Regions from separate parts of the Homo sapiens genome. Here region 1 is linked to region 2. The links are chromatin loops, found by intact Hi-C in ENCODE. Cell type or tissue: mammary epithelial cell. All regions are shown on one strand.

Evidence for each region. A loop is a pair of places that touch in the nucleus more often than their neighbours do. Peaks named below come from ENCODE experiments on the same cell type or tissue, not always from the same donor. Only the 100,000 strongest peaks of a DNase experiment are listed, where the experiment ranks them.
Region 1: it touches region 2 in a loop (17-fold over the local background); 9 of 110 quality-filtered maps call a loop at or near these places.

Annotation. Positions count from the first base shown.
Region 1 is chrX:10,251,632-10,259,631 of GRCh38, forward strand. No RefSeq gene overlaps it. Among named protein-coding and RNA genes, the nearest start is that of CLCN4, 99 kb to the left of the region's middle. In mammary epithelial cell, a CTCF peak has its summit at 3,290 (motif pointing right); no DNase peak of the experiment used is centred here.
Region 2 is chrX:10,632,331-10,640,330 of GRCh38, forward strand. It overlaps a transcript of MID1 not described here. Among named protein-coding and RNA genes, the nearest start is that of MID1, 16 kb to the left of the region's middle. RefSeq lists an enhancer at 1,838-3,037. In mammary epithelial cell, a CTCF peak has its summit at 4,220 (motif pointing left); DNase peaks (open chromatin) are centred at 1,641 and 2,541; H3K27ac peaks cover 4,117 bases.

The sequences.
Region 1 (8,000 bases), 380 kb before region 2:
TTTTCTAGATATACAATCATGTCATCTGCAAACAGGGACAATTTGACTTCCTCTTTTCCTAATTGAATACCCTCTATTTCCTTCTCCTGCCTGACTGCCCTGGCCAGAACTTCCAACACTATGTTGAATAGGAGTGGTGAGAGAGGGCATCCCTGTCTTGTGTCAGTTTTCAAAGGGAATGCTTCCAGTTTCTGCCCATTCAGTATGATATTGGCTGTGGGTTTGTCATAGATAGCTCTTATTACTTTGAGATACGTCCCATCAATACCTAATTTATTGAGAGTTTTTAGCATGAAGGGTTGTTGAATTTTGTCAAAGGCCTTTTCTGCATCTATTGAGATAATCATGTGGTTTTTGTCATTGGTTCTGTTTATATGCTGGATTACATTTATTGATTTGCGTTTGTTGAACCAGCCTTGCATCCCAGGGATGAAGCCCACTTGATCATAGTGGATAAGCTTTTTGATGTGCTGCTGGATTCGGTTTGCCAGTATTTTATTGAGGATTTTTGCATCGATGTTCATCAAGGATATTGGTCTAAAATTCTCTTTTTTTGTTGTGTCTCTGCCAGGCTTTGGTATCAGGATGATGCTGGCCTCATAAAATGAGTTAGGGAGGATTCCCTCTTTTTCTGTTGATTGGAATAGTTTCAGAGGGAATGGTACCAGCTCCTCTTTGTACGTCTGGTAGAATTCGGCTGTGAATCCATCTGGTCCTGGACTTCTTTTGGTTGGTAAGCTATTAATTATTGCCTCAATTTCAGAGCCTGTTATTGGTCTATTCAGAGATTCAACTTCTTCCTGGTTTAGTCTTGGGAGGATGTATGTGTCGAGGAATTTATCCATTTCTTCTAGGTTTTCTAGTTTATTTGCATAGAGGTGTTTATAGTATTCTCTGATGGTAGTTTGTATTTCTGTGGCATCAGTGGTGATATCCCCTTTATCATTTTTAATTGTGTCTATTTGATTCTTCTCTCTTTTCTTCTTTATTAGTCTTGCTAGTGGCCTATCAGTTTTGTTGATCTTTTCAAAAACACCTTTGTTTTTAACTCATAAGATCCATTCAGACTTCTGCCTTCTGGAACTATGAGATAATAAATCTTTGATGTTTTAAGCCGCTAAATTTGTGGTAATTTGTTACAGCAGTGATACGAAACTAATACAACCACTATTCACATTTTTAAAAATTACATATTTTTGACTTGTGTTTTGGAGATCCAATGTCATTGTGATGTTTAGCTGTCCTTTTTGCTTTCAGAAATCAGCTTTGTGGACTACTGTAACCAAATCAAGGTCAGAGTTGGCTACTCTCTGAGGCTTTCTGTCATGAATCTGCTGGCGGCCTCTCAGGGCAGAGACCCTGACCTCGCATGTAGGTAGGTTATCTATTGCTGGGAGTGAGATCTGTGTTGATGGCATTTGCTGACTGTAGTTCAGTTATTTCTGGATTAACTTCTGCTTTTGATTACCCACACTATTTTTTTGTGTGGATAATCCTTTATCCAAATAATCAAAAATTCAATGCCCAAACATGCTCCATTTTGGGGCACTTGGAATCCAAAGGTTTTGTAGCTCTGCTCCTCTGGTAGTGCCTTCAAAGCATAAATCTTTAATGTTCTCACTAGATTGGTTGGCTAATTCATGAATGTTCTTCATTCTGGGTAATAAGAGCAAATATTTCCTGAACACTTTACTATGCCAGTCAAACTCTAGGCTGAGCCTGTTTGATGTTCATTACATTTTGAATACTCACTCTAAGCTGAGCACACCATGGCTACCCCCATTTTACAGATGAGAACATGAGGGCTGGAAAGGTTTTGTGGCTTGAGCATGCTCACACAGCTAGTGCAAGGCAGAGCTCTGCTCTGAAGCCAGGCAGCCTGATTCTCAAGCTCACACTTCTACCCAGCAACAGCACTGCTACACTCTTTTTGGAAGTGGCCCAAGTTCACTTCCAGAAACAGAGGTAAAGTTAACATCTTGCTTTAACTGGTAGTGGAAGAGGCCAAGAGTCAGGAGGCAGAAGCAATGCCTTTGTTGCACTTTCTCCGTGGCACACGCTTGTGTGACAGGAGGGACTCCCAGTGCGTGTGATGGTCACTAGTTTCTATTTCTAGGACATTGGTCTCACCTCCTACCTCACAAAAAAGTGAAGACAATCATTCTCTTAATGTTTTGTGATCAAAATGGATTAAAAAGGGTTCCTGCTGTGTCTAGTGGTGGTTTACAGAGAATGTCTGTGTCAACAAAATGTCTGCATCAACAAAAAAGAAAGTTCCTAGTCGTTTCTGCATTTCATCTCCCTCAGTTTGGTTGCATTTCCCATTTGCCTCACACGTCAATGGTATTCACCTACTGTTCAATTTGTAGGATGGCTGGGCAGCCTTCACAGAGCTCCAGAATTCCTTCCTTTCAGATTGGAGGGCATAGTGCTCACACAGTGGTTCTCAATCAGGAGCGATTTTGTTCCTCGGGGGACATTTGGCAATATCTGGAGACATTTTTGATTGTCACAACTGGGGTAGGACGCGACTGGTATCTAGTAGGTTGTATTCGTTTCCTGATGTTGTATGTATCAAACTACCACAAACTTGGTGGCTTAAAATAACAGAAATTTATTATCTCACAATTCTGGAGGCCAGAAATCTGAAAAGAAGATATCAGCAGGGTTGGTCCCTTCTGGAGACTCTGAGGGAGAATCCTTTCTGTGCCTCTCTCCTAGGTCTGGCTGGTCACTCGCGGTCATTGACATTCCATGGCTTATAGCAGCAGCACTCCAGTCTCTGTCTCTGACTTCACACGGCCTTCCCCTCTGTGTCTTTGCATCTCAAATCATCCTCTCATTTCTCTCACATGGACACCTGTCATTGGATTTAGGACCCACCCTAAATCCAGCATAATCTCATCCTGAGGTCCTTAACTTGATGACGTCTGCAAAGACATGCTATTTCCAAATAAGGTTACATTCACAGGTACTGGGGTTTAGGTCTTGGACGTATCTTTTCAGAGGACGCTATTCAGTCTGCTACATGAGTAGAGGCCAGGGAGGCTGAGATACATCTGACAGCACAGGACAGCCCTCTCACAAAGAGGCTGAGAAACTCTGCTCGAGTGAGAAATTTGATTGCCACAGAGAATACCTTTCCCTGTACTTCAAGCCCTTCAGCCAGCTGTGGTGTGCAGTGTGACCCAGTGCGGGCAATGCAGTCAGATGCCAGCTATTACCTCCTTTTTTTTTTCAAGTGTGAACAATCATTTCCAATGATTGGAGGCCATTTGTGCCCAGTAGGTGGCATTCAAATACCCCACATAACCAAGCCTGGTGTGCAGATGACACAACAGGTAAGAAATGAATGCAACTTGCAGAAGTTTGTGGATTCAGTTATGTAAATCTATAGTTTGCATCTTTCTCTTAAATGCATGTTACGAACCTCTGATTTCCCAACATAGGCCCTCAGGGCTTTCTCCTTCTCCAGCCTCCTCCTCACCTTAATGATTACTCTATTTGGATCCAGTGTTTTATGGGAATTTATACCAGGGGTCCTGAACTTTTCCTGCAAAGAGCCAGATAGTAAATATTTCGGGTTTTGCAGGCCAAAAGGCAAAACTGAGAATACCATGTGAATTCTGAGATAACGAGAGAGAAGTCCTGTGGCTCCCTGCCCCATTTGATTAGGGTGGCTGGTCCTGGATGGCAGGCAGCTTTCTGCCCAGGTGCCATCTACTGCAGACTTTCTCTAGGGGAAAAGTGACCGCCCTTTGAATCTGAACCATAGGCTCTGGGAGGAAGGGGGAGGGCCTGGATCTGGGGAAGGATCGCTACCATGATCTGTTTCGCTCTCTGCCCTGGTGACATTCTGGTGCACCCTTCTCTCCTTTTGGAGAACTGGGCCATCTGAACTTGGGCAGTTGACTGAAGGGTCCTGGACTGCTTGAAGCCCAGCAGTCGCCCACAGCAGAGACCTCACTGTGTAGGCGGTGTCCAGTGTGGGCCCTGATCAGTGCCACTGGCCTGGGAGGCAGGTTGTGGGAACAGAGGGGGAAATAGGGGGCAGAGGGTGATGCTCTGGCTGGTCTCCCCACTAACAGTGGCAGCTTGCTCCAGCAAGGTCTGTGGGCCACACAAACCCAGGTGGTGGGATGGATTTGGCCCACGGGCCATAATTTGCCAGCCTCTGGTTTGATTGTATGGCAGATACTCAATTAGTCCTTTTCAGCTTGAGAAACTGTGTATAACTCATTTGCAAATGTTGCAAATGAGTTGAAATGATGTTGAAAGCAGTAAGAACCATTTGACACCTCTGTGCTAAGCTAGTCCATAGGTTTTTTTTTTTTTTAATTTACCGATTAATACGTCAAGGCTTAGAAAAATGGGCACTGCCAAGCTTCTCTTTGCAAATTAACATGCGGACCAAAGAGATATCCAGGATCAGGGAGCTGAAACGAATGTTTTTGCCCTTTGCATCTTGAAGTTTAGCTCCTCTACTCCTCCACACCCCCAACCATCTTACTGGAGTACACAGTCCTGCAAAATGCAAGCACCAGGGATCCGATTCTATTTATTCTTGTGATACATAGTTCAGTTTTGGCAAACTAATGTTTTGGGAACAGTGACCAATGAATTTGTCTTGTCTTTTATGATATAATCTTCAAAGACAAATATTAGAAGCAGTATGTTTAGAAAGAATTAGAAGAGCAGTGAACTCCAACATCCAAAGTTTCAAATGTCGTGACTGTGTGCTGCCTATGCTAACTGTCTGGCATTTGCAATATGGATGCTTTGCTTAAGACAAAATGCTTTCCTAGTCAAAGCCCCAGAAAATTGTCTGCTATCACAGTATTGACTGCTGTCTGTCAGCAAGTATTTTTTCCTTGCTTAGAAACTTCATCAAAATGCCTTCTCAAAAATCAGCTGTCACCTCCCCTTCTATTCAGCTAACCTCACACTGTATCCTCCTTGGGATGCACACTTACTAATCCTCTTGAAGCCAAGTTAGACCAGGTTTGTGGGACGTCAGCTCTTGCCCTCTCCCTTTGGAAATCCCTCCTGATGCAATTTGAGCTGAAGACATTTCCAGAGTCCTTCATTGTGTGCAAATTCCAAATGAAATAGATTTCAGGTCTGTCACTCTGCCATGGAAGTAATCAATAGCCACCAGAAACGGATATTTTTAATGAAGAAATGGAAAATCTAGGATAACAAATGAGAGATTTGAGTCTAGGAGAGGGCAGAAAATGAGTTTTAGGCTCCGAAACCATGTTCCTGCCTCAGTCAAAAATAGCCTTTAGTGATCTGATTGGCACTGACAAAAGAGCTATCTCAGAGGGAAGATGCATGCCTATCTTGTGGCTGAAGATGCTGAAATGGCTCACTTGTACCTCCAGATCCAGATTCTTGCCAATGCCCAGACAGATGGGGGTCCCTGTGTGAGGAAAGGAGCACTCAGTGTGGGTCCTGCTACCTCCTGAATCCTTTTCCACCTTCTGTGGCACCTGCTATTTTGCTGCTGAGGTTTCTTCTGGGCCTATATGACATGCCCGTAATTTTGAGGTAAGTGACAATGAGCATTGCCCTCCTCCTACCCATAAATATGGGCTTGCAGGGCTCCAGCCTTGGCCTTCTCATCTGTACAAGCTCTGTCTGCTACCTTAGCCAGGGTCTTGGTTTTGACCATCCCTCCCCAGTCTCTGACCTTGGTCTATCTCCAGAACTCCAGATTGGCTTCTTTAACTTCCTGTTTGGATGCAGCTGAAGATCCCTCAGGCACTTCAAACTCAGTGTGCCATTTACAAGAGACACACTTTAGATTCAAAGCCACCGAAAGGTTGAAAGATTTCATATCTGGAGGCGATTTGGCATCTCCAGGGAGATTTGGCATCCCCATACCTGTGGGATGAGATGGATGAGGAGGAGTCAATTATGATACTTCATCTTACTAGAGCTAACTGGGAGGGTAGAGGGATGTTGGAAAGGTAGAAGTGGTGGTGGACCGTCATGGAGGTATGATGGTGACTTAGAAGAGGAAAATGGAGTTGTGTTGATAAGTTCTTTTTTGGTTGCAAATCACAAAGACTTAAATTAGCTTAAACACACACACACACACACTCCAAACCACCCCTCCCCCCACACACACACCAAAGGAAAAAAAAACTTTATAACTTTGTTGGCTCAAGGAACTGGGAAGTCCAAAGAAGTAGTTTGAAGAACAGCTGGATCCAGGTATTCAAACAGTGCTGTCATAGACTGGGTTCCCCCATCAAGGAGGCTGAGACAAAGGCTCGTGTGAGGGTAGTTTATTTGGGAGCAGCACGGGAAAGGGAATGCAAGAGACCTAAGAGAAGGATGCAAAAATGAGTTGGCTGGCACCATGGGAAACTGGAGCTCAACGCCATATGGGATCTTCAGGAGAGCCTTATAGAACCCATCTCAGGACTGCCCTTCTTGGTGACAAAGGGGGAAGCATTTATTCATCAGCTCTGTCCCTCATTCATCAAGTGTGGCCCCCTGGGTATTGGCACCCCTCATATGGATGGGTTGCACAGGTGAGTGCTGAGCCAGTTCAACAGGTGTCTTATGAGAGAGAAGCTACAGAGTAGAAAATGAACTCATTGCAGTCTCAGAGGAGTCTCAGGGTGGAAAACATTGTCAGGTTGCACCTGCATGAGGCTGGTCAAAGCCTACATGGAACTGGTGTCAGTAGCAGTTGGTGGAGTCAGGGCAGAGGCCAAGAGGATTTGAAGTGGCCCATAGGTGTCTTATCCGTAACCAGCAGGTCTCTATTTTCTTGTCTCTTGTTCCATCTCTTGATTCTGCTTGCCTCAGCCTGATTCTTAGAAAGGTATATCCACATGGTGACAAGACATCCCCAAGAAGCTCCAAGTTATATGGTCCTTAGAGTTACTGCAGAGAAAGAGACCTTGGCCACCCCATGCCTAATGTTCAAAATTGATTTGGATTGACCTATCCTGGGGTATGTGCTCAGTCTGTGGGAAAGAAAGGGGGTCTTAACTCCTTGCCCTGTTAGAATTACATGAATTTGAGAGTGGAGCTACTTCCCAGTGGAAGGGTGGCTGGTCACGGCAGATGTGAAGATATGATGCTTAGATCCTTTCTCAAGCTTCAAGAAAAAATCTTGCTGCTAAGCTTTGAGGAGTGTATTTCATTCGCTCTATTAGCTTTAGAGCCAAGGACATGCACTTCTTAGAGCAGTCGCTGGCCAAGGACTGAACAAGACAATAAAGGCTCTAGCCATTTCTGCCCAATGTGAGACTCCTCTAAGGGTAATCTTTACTCTAGAGCTCCCTGTTGGGTTGATGGAGAAGTTGCCAGGTCAACATCACAGTCTGGAAGCTTCCTCTGCCCAATTCTTCCTCAGGTGTTACTCTCCAACATACATGTTGCATTTCTAACTCCATCTCTGTGCGTGCTTCTTGGAGAACCCAGCTGACACACGGGCAGATGAAGAAATAACCAATGTTCTCTCAAGGGATAAGATAACTTGGAAGATGAAGGGAGGAGGAATGAGAAAATCCCAAGTTTTGAGTGGGTACAGCAAAAGGCTTCCAATACCCTCTTCTTTGGCACTTCTCCTCAGAACCACTTCCAAAAATGGCCTATGTACAGCACTGAAAATGGCCCTGGAAGTAAAAGGCAGACCTGGCACTTGAAATCTAGGCCTTCAGGTTTTGATATCCTACCAGCTGCAGGGCTTGCACTGCACTGTTGTAAGACAGTGGGCTGCATATAGACAGGGAGATAAATACAGACAGTACATGCTCTCAGGGCAAACCATGTGTGGGCAAGCCTGCTTCTCCTTGCAGAGGCATTGACTCTGCATAGAACCTCATGTAGAATCACATCGATTCCAAAAACCACTTTCCATACGAGTTGTCTTCTGCCAACAGGCACATGAGGGAAGAGAATGGAGCTCCTTTGTGTGTAGGTTGGCCCTGCTAAGTTGCTGAAATTCAAGGTCTGAGGAAGAGTCAAGAAACATGTTA
Region 2 (8,000 bases):
TCCCTTATTTGTACAATGGAACCATTAGTTGCTTTGGCTGCCCATTGAAATCACCTGGAAGAGATTTAAAAGATACGGGTGCCTGAGTCCCACCCCCAGAAAGTCTGATTTAATTGACCTGGGCTGGGCCTTGGAGCAGAGTTTTTAAAAGCTACCTTAGGGAATTTTGATGAGTAGCCAAGGTTGAGAACCACAGGTCTAGATCAGTGGTTCTCAAATTGGAGTGGGCATCAGAATCCCCTAGAGGGCTTGTTAAAACACAGGTTACAGGGCCCCACCCCAGAGTTTCTGATTCAGCAGTCTGGGGTGGGGCCTAGAAATTTGCATTTCTGACAAGTTCCCAGGTAGGGCCGATGCTGTTGGTTTTGGAAATGCTTCTGTATATCAGGGGTTGGCAAACTCAGGTACTCCAGCCCAAGCCTGCCCACCACCTGTTTTTGTATGGTCCATGAGTTAAGAATTTTTTTTTTAACATTTTCAAATAGTTGAAAGAATCAAAAGAATTATATTTCATGACATATGAAAAGTATGTGAAATTAAAATTTCAGTGCCCATAGATAAAGTTTTATTGGAATGCAGCCATGCCCATTCAGTCTACCATTAGACCAAGTGTGGGACCTCATGTAACTGCACAGGTTGTATGCCCAAGAAGCTGGCTCTGACTGACATTGACTAATTTAAGCTCCAAGCTTGATGTGTTTACCTCCTGAAGGGGATCAGAATATGCCAACCCCAAATATGCCTCTTTGGCATAATAATTATTTTGAGCTAAAGTCAAATGAAAATCAACAGCTGTCGGAAGAGTTCTCTGCCCTCCCTCTATCTGCCTAAAAGCAGAACATACATTTCCCTTTGAAGAAGGTGCCCCCTGTACCAGAGAGAGAAGAATGACTTTTATCATAGAAGATGGGGAGTTGATACCAAGAAGAGTTTGTATAAATAGACCTTAGTCCTTATTGTTCATTAGTTCCCCTATATATTTCCTAGTCATTTTCCCATAATTTATTATCCCTTGAAGCCCAAACCCTCTTTCCTTTGTTAAAAGGGTATGTTAAAAGCCCCTGAGTCTAGCTGCTTCTTTGTGTTTTGCTCCTTTTGTGTGAACTCTTGTGTATGTACTTTTTTTTCTTTTTTTGAGACAAGGTCTCTCTCTGTTGCCCAGGCTAGAGTGCAGTGATGTGATTATGGCTCACTGCAGCCTCAATCAACCTCCCAGGCCCAAGCAATCCTCCTACCTCAGCCTCCAGAGTAGCTGAGACTACAGGTGCACACCACCATGCCTGGCTAATTTTTAAATTTTTTTTGTAGAGGCAGGGTCTCCCTATGCTGCTCAGGCTGGTCTCAAACTCCTGGGCTCAGGCAATCCTCCCGCCTTGGCCTCCCAAAGTGCTGGAATTACAGGCTAGAGCTTCCAAACACAGCCTTGTACATGTAAATATTGATTAAAATTGTGTGCCTTTTCTCCTGTTAATCTATCTTTTGTTAGTTTAGTTTGCAGGCCCCCAGGGATTGAACAGAAGAAGGTAGATGAAAAGATTTCCTCCCCAATACTCGTTGCCTAAGAAATGTGAGACATTGTTATTTGCAGGCTCTTCACCTCACTGTTAGTCATCCCCCATTTCCCCCTCCCCTACAGCCCACATCACATGACATAACTGCACGAAAGGCCACTCCATTAGACAGAGAGAAAGTCTCTTGGAAACAGGATGACTTAAGTCAGATGACCTCACAATAGAAGGATTGTGGGTTATTACAAGACCCTGTGCCCTTTCTGGTAACAAATATCCATGAAAGGACCATCAAAGATGCATATAGAGCAAAAATTGCAGAATAATACCTATGTGTATGCTAAAAGAAAATGCTAAGAAAAAAAATGATAGGCATGCTGTGGGCAGGAAGAACAGGATGGTTGATATTTATTTCTAAATATCTGAAACCCAAAGTTATTCCATGGTATTTTAATAAAAGTCCCATATGTAAGAATCTTTTGGTAATAAGAAAGATATGAAAACACATTTTACTGGAAATAAGCATATAAGTTGTAAAGTTTTTAAAAAGCCCCTTCTCCTGAACCATGCCTCTAGTTAAATTTAAATCCAAGTAATATCATCCAGTTAACTAATATGGTTTTATCTCTGATTCTCTGGAAAGATGTGTATCCTTCCTGGTAACTATTCCCTTAACAAAGAGGTTGCTATGGATACATTTTTTTTTTTTTAAATTGAGTGCTGGCATTTTAAAGCCTGTGCAATTTAGTGCACTATATCTGGCCAGAGGGTTATACTAATTTAAGTGCCTGTATTTAATGCTAGCAATTTTTATCTTAATACACTTGCTTCATGCATTTGACGTGCCGTGTTCAAGAGCGTAAGAGATGGTGTGGGTGTTCTTTAAGGAAAAGCAAGTAAGACGAATATCGTACAACCCACCTAACTGCAATTGAATCAGTGGATGCTTCACTCGCCTGGAATTCGTCTGTTCTTGGTGTGTTTAATAATGAGTCATGCGATACATTTGCAAGGCAATGGGGCCACCTCCCAGGGCCTGGGGCCACGTTATGATTTTCTGCGCCTGAGTCCCCCGTCTTTGTTCAGACAGGTTGCTAATGCATCCCGCGAAGCTGACCTAATGCTACTTCAGTGGGTCTATTTTTCTTCTGTGGCTCAGCTCGAATGTGATATTCAGGAAGTCGACTGTCAGGCATGCAAATTGAGAGAAAAATATGCCACATTAAATCATGATGGTTTAATAAGGTATTACTCATGGGCAAATGGCTTCTGGTACTCTCCTTAGTAGGGGCAAGTTGAAAAGCATAACCTGCCCCAGAGAAGAGATCTAGCAATTTCATTGTCATTCCATCTTTGTCAAGGCATTTGGTGAAATATGCTCCAGTTGACATACTGTAGCTGCCAGTATTCTACCTGAAAATATAAACCCACATGTATCCTACTTTAGTCACCAATATTAAGAATCTTTACCATTATGATTACACTTGAGGTGAAATACCAAACATTTCAAATGCTTCTAATGATAGTTCCACTCTATGAATATGATACCACTTAGGAATGTTTCATGGTATCTCAAGAATTCCTTTTCAGAGCAAAAGGAAATCTTTACATTTCCATCTTTTACTGCAAATAGAAATTAATAAAATAAGTATTCATTTTCCTTGCAACTCAATTGATTTTTCTGTAATCTGTAGAAAATGAGCATGTTTTCTATATGCCTTCTATAAGAATGCATACATTTAAATTATACCTTTTCCAATCAGACATGGAATTTTACTAAGAAAAAAAAAGAATAAGTCTAGAATGAAAGAATTGTCATGCTGAAATTCTCCAGGTCATTTACACATTGATTACTTTGTCTGCTGCAAAACTATTAATTTAGTATTTGCCATGGCTTTAGAACTTAAGTTCTTTACATAGTAACTTACTTTCATAAATATGGAAGTATAATAATTAGGGTGGTGTATGTAACAATAACATAAAAACACTTATTTTTGACAGGCTGGTCATTGTCTGTCACAGTCATGTCTTCACTCGTGAAGATTGAAAGCAATGTCACATGAAGAAACTGGTTTCATTCTTCAGTTAACAATTTAAATCAGTGCTTAGTTGTCCCAGACTACAAAATATGTTAGAGGCAACAAAACCATTTTTAATCCTTCTTACCTAACTATAGATATTCCATTTAATTTTGGATTTGCTTTGTTAGATAGAGAGAAAGGAGAAAGGCAAAGATTTAAAAACATAAAACAGAGGGAACAGCATGAAAGCAACTATAAAATGCTGGCAAAATCTGGAAGAATAGAAACCATGTGGAAGTAAGTATTGTGGAATAAAGATTTAAAACCCTTCAGAAATGTTCTTTGAAAATCCAGCAACACAGAGGGGAAAAATGAAGAAAAATTAGCCAGTGCCAGTAAGAAAGCACTTTCTCTTTCCACCCTGACCAATTTTCTTTTATTTAAAAGAAACAGAACAAGATTAAGAGTTTAAAAATAGAGAGGAGGGCAAAACAGTAATCTGTAGTTTTTTTCTTCTTTCAGCTGTTCCTCTTTAACTATAATTAATCATCTTCTCCAAACAGCAGACCTCCAGGGAACTGCATTGAGGAAGGAAAATTCAAAGCAATGGAAACAAAATCAGTCCTTACAGGTTTCACCGTTGGGATTTGGACCCGGAGTGAAAAGAGGATAATGGTCTCAGAGCAGCCTCTGGTGGCTGAATGTCAAAAGCTCAAGAAGTCAGAGGCCACCTTACTAGTGTTCTCTTGACCTCCACTCTCCACGGTCTTAAGATTTTGTGCAAAGGAAGTTACTATTTAAATGACTTCAAGGCACTAGTTCAGAATTGATTAGGTTGGAATTGAAGTGAATTCATCAGTTTCAAGGGCAATCACAGATGGACTATGGATTTGATGCTGACAAACTGGGCCATTCCAACAATGGGGATATATATATATATATATATATATATATATATACACCACTGGTGACTGACACCTGAAATTCTAATTTTTAAGCAATCTGAATATTTTGATTCTTAAAACGCTGTGTGTGTGTGTGTGTGTGTGTGTGCATGTGTGCACAGAGATCTGTCCATCAGAAGCATTTGGGGTGCATTTTCTTGTCACAGCTTTCCCAGCTGTACAACATCTGTTTAGGACAGAGGCCTATACATTCCATCTGGTATGTTCCCCATTGAACCATCTCATCTGGGAAGTTTCCAAGGGGCCCTTTTCAAAATCTTGAGTCTTATAATCTAACTTGTATCAAATATCATGTCCAAAAGAGTGCTGCAATCTTCAGCTCCCTTTCTATGAGCATATCACATTTACACATCAGGTTAGAATGTTTTGTTCAAAAACAGATATTCTGTGTTCACCAAAAAAAACTTGAAGGTTTCAAACACAGTGAGGGTAAGTTTGTGAATACTCAAACACATATTTTAAATTGGTTTCAATAGGAGTCTGCTTTATGTATTTTTTTTTTTAGTAATTAACCAGCAGTTCTCTGGGCCTGCCAGAGGTGATGGAATTTTGTTAGGACCACATGGACCCTACAAAAGATCTATGGTATCAGGAGTTCAAGACCAGCCTGACCAACATGGTGAAACTCCATCTCTACTAAAAATACAAAAATTAGCCAGGCATGGTGGTGCACGCCTGTAATCCCAGCTACTCAGGAAGCTGAGGCAGGACAATCGCTTGAACCCAGGAGGCAGAGGTTGGAGTGAGCCGAGATTGCACCACTGTACTCCAGCCTGGGTGACAGAGCAAGACTCCATCTAAAAAAAAAAAAAAGAAAGAAAGAAAGACCTATGATAACTTGTGTGTACAATGTTGAATTTATAGAGCCCACTTCTTATTCACAAGGAAGTATCCTGGTTCAATCAAATATCAACATTAGAATTATCTGGGCTCCTAATTAATGCCTGAAAAAGAGACAGCAGCTATTTGGAAGTACAAGGAATTAATAGTAATGTACAGATGAACTTCTTAGTCTGGACAAATGTGCCACCATTAGGTAAGATGTTCATAACAGGGGAGGCTGGGGGAAAGGCATGCAGGAACTCTCTGTACTACCTTTGCAACTTTCTGTAAATCTTAAAATGTTCCAAAATCAAGAGTTTCTTTTTTAAAAAAAGTACAGAGAGTAATGTCGGCAAATACACTCGGGAAGTGGGAAAAGATGGACAAAGTTCTCTGGCAGAAGAAAAGTTTAATAACAGTAGGATATTGGCCTTGTCATCCAAGATGGCTGAATAGGAACAGCTCCAGTCTGCAGCTCCCAGCATATTCCAACTGAGGTACCAGGTTCATCTCATTGGGGCTTGTCAGACAGTGGGTGCAGCCCACAGAGCAGGGCAGGGCGTTGCCTCACCTGGGAAGCACAAGGGGTTGGGGAATTCCCTTTCCTAGAAAAGGGAAGCCGTGACAGACAGCAACTGGAAAATCGGGACACTCCCACCCTAATACTGTGCTTTTCCAATGGCCTTAGCAAACGGCACACCAGGAGATTATATCCTGCGCATGGCTCGGAGGGTCCCACACCCACAGAGCCTGGCTCACTGCTAGCACAGCAATCTGAGATCGAACTGCAAGGTGGCAGCGAGGTGGAGGGAGGGGCGTCCGCCATTGCTGAGGCTTGAGAAGGTGAACAAAGCTGCCAGGAAGCTCAAACTGGGTGGAGCCCACTGCAGCTCAAGGAGGCCTGCCTGCCTCTGTAGACTCCACCTCTGGGGTCAGGGCATAGCTGAACAAAAGGCAGCAGAAACTTCTGCAGACTTAAATGTCCCTGTCTGACAGCTTTGAAGAGAGTAGTGCTTCTCCCAGCATGGAGTTTGAGATCTGAGAACAGACAGACTGCCTCCTCAAGTGGGTCCCTGACCCCCAAGTAGCCTAACTGGGAGACACATCCCAGTAAGGGCCAACTGACACCTCATACAGCTGGGTGCCCCTCTGAGATGAAGCTTCCAGAGGAAGGATCAGATAGCAAAATTTGCTGTTCTGCAACATTTGCTGTTCTGCAGCCTCTGCTGGTGATACCCAGGCAAACAGGGCCTGGAGTGGACCTCCAGCAAACTCCAGCAGACCTGCAGCTGAGAGTCATGACTGTTAGAAGGAAAACTAACAAAGAGAAAGGACATTCACACCAAAACCCCATCTGTACATCACCATCATCAAAGACCAAAGGTAGATAAAACCACAAAGATGGGGAGAAACCAGAGCAGAAAAGCTGAAAATTCTAAAAACCAGCACACGTCTTCTCCTCCAAAGGAACGCAGGTCCTTGCCAGCAATGGAACAAAGCTGGACAGAGAATGACTTTGACGAGTTGAGAGAAGAAGGCTTCAGGTGATCAGTAATAACAAACTTCTCCGAGCTAAAGGAGGATGTTTGAACCCATCACAAAGAAGCTAAAAACCTTGCAAAAAGATGAGATGAATGGCTAACTAGAATAAACAGTGTAGAGAAGTCCTTAAATGACCTGACTGAGCTGAAAACCATGGCATGAGAACTACGTGATGCACGCACAAGCTTCAGTAGCCAATTTGATCAAGTGGAAGAAAGGGTATCAGTGATTGAAGATCAAATGAGTGAAATGAAGCGAAAAGAGAACTTTAGAGAAAAAAGAGTAAAAAGAAATGAACAAAGCCTCCAAGAATTATGGCACTATGTGAAAAGACCAAATCTACGTCGGATTGGTGTGCCTGAAAGTGACGGGGAGAATGGAACCAAGTTGGAAAACACTCTTCAGGATATTATCCAGGAGAACCTCCCCAACCTAGTGAGGCAGGCCAACATTCAAATTCAGGAAATACAGAGAATGCCACAAAGATACTCCTTGAGAAGAGCAATTCCAAGACACATAATTGTCAGATTCACCATGGTCGAAATGAAGGAAAAAAATGTTAAGGGCAGCCAGAGAGAAAGGTCGGGTTACCCACAAAGGGAAGCCCATCAGACTAACAGCTGATCTGTCGGCAGAAACTCTACAAGCCAGAAGGGAGTGAGGGCCAATATTCAACATTCTTGAAGAAAAGAATTTTCAACCCAGAATTTCATATCCAGCCAAACTAAGCTTCATAAGTGAAGGAGAAATAAAATCCTTTACAGACAAGCAAATGCTGAGAGATTTTGTCACCACCAGGCCTGCCTTACAAGAGCTCCTGAAGGAAGCACTAAACATGGAGAGGAACAACAGGTACCAGCCACAGCAAAAACATGCCAAATTGTAAAGACCATCAGTGCTAGGAAGAAACTGCATCAACTAACGAGCAAAATAACCAGCTAATATCATTATGACAGGATCAAATTCACACATAACAATATTAACTTTAAATGTAAATGAGCTAAATGCTCCAATTAAAAGACACAGACTGGCAAATTGGATAAAGAGTCAAGACCCATCAGTGTGCTGTATTCAGGAGACCCATCTCATGTGCAGAGACACACATAGGCTCAAAATAAAGGGATGGAAGAAGACCTACCAAG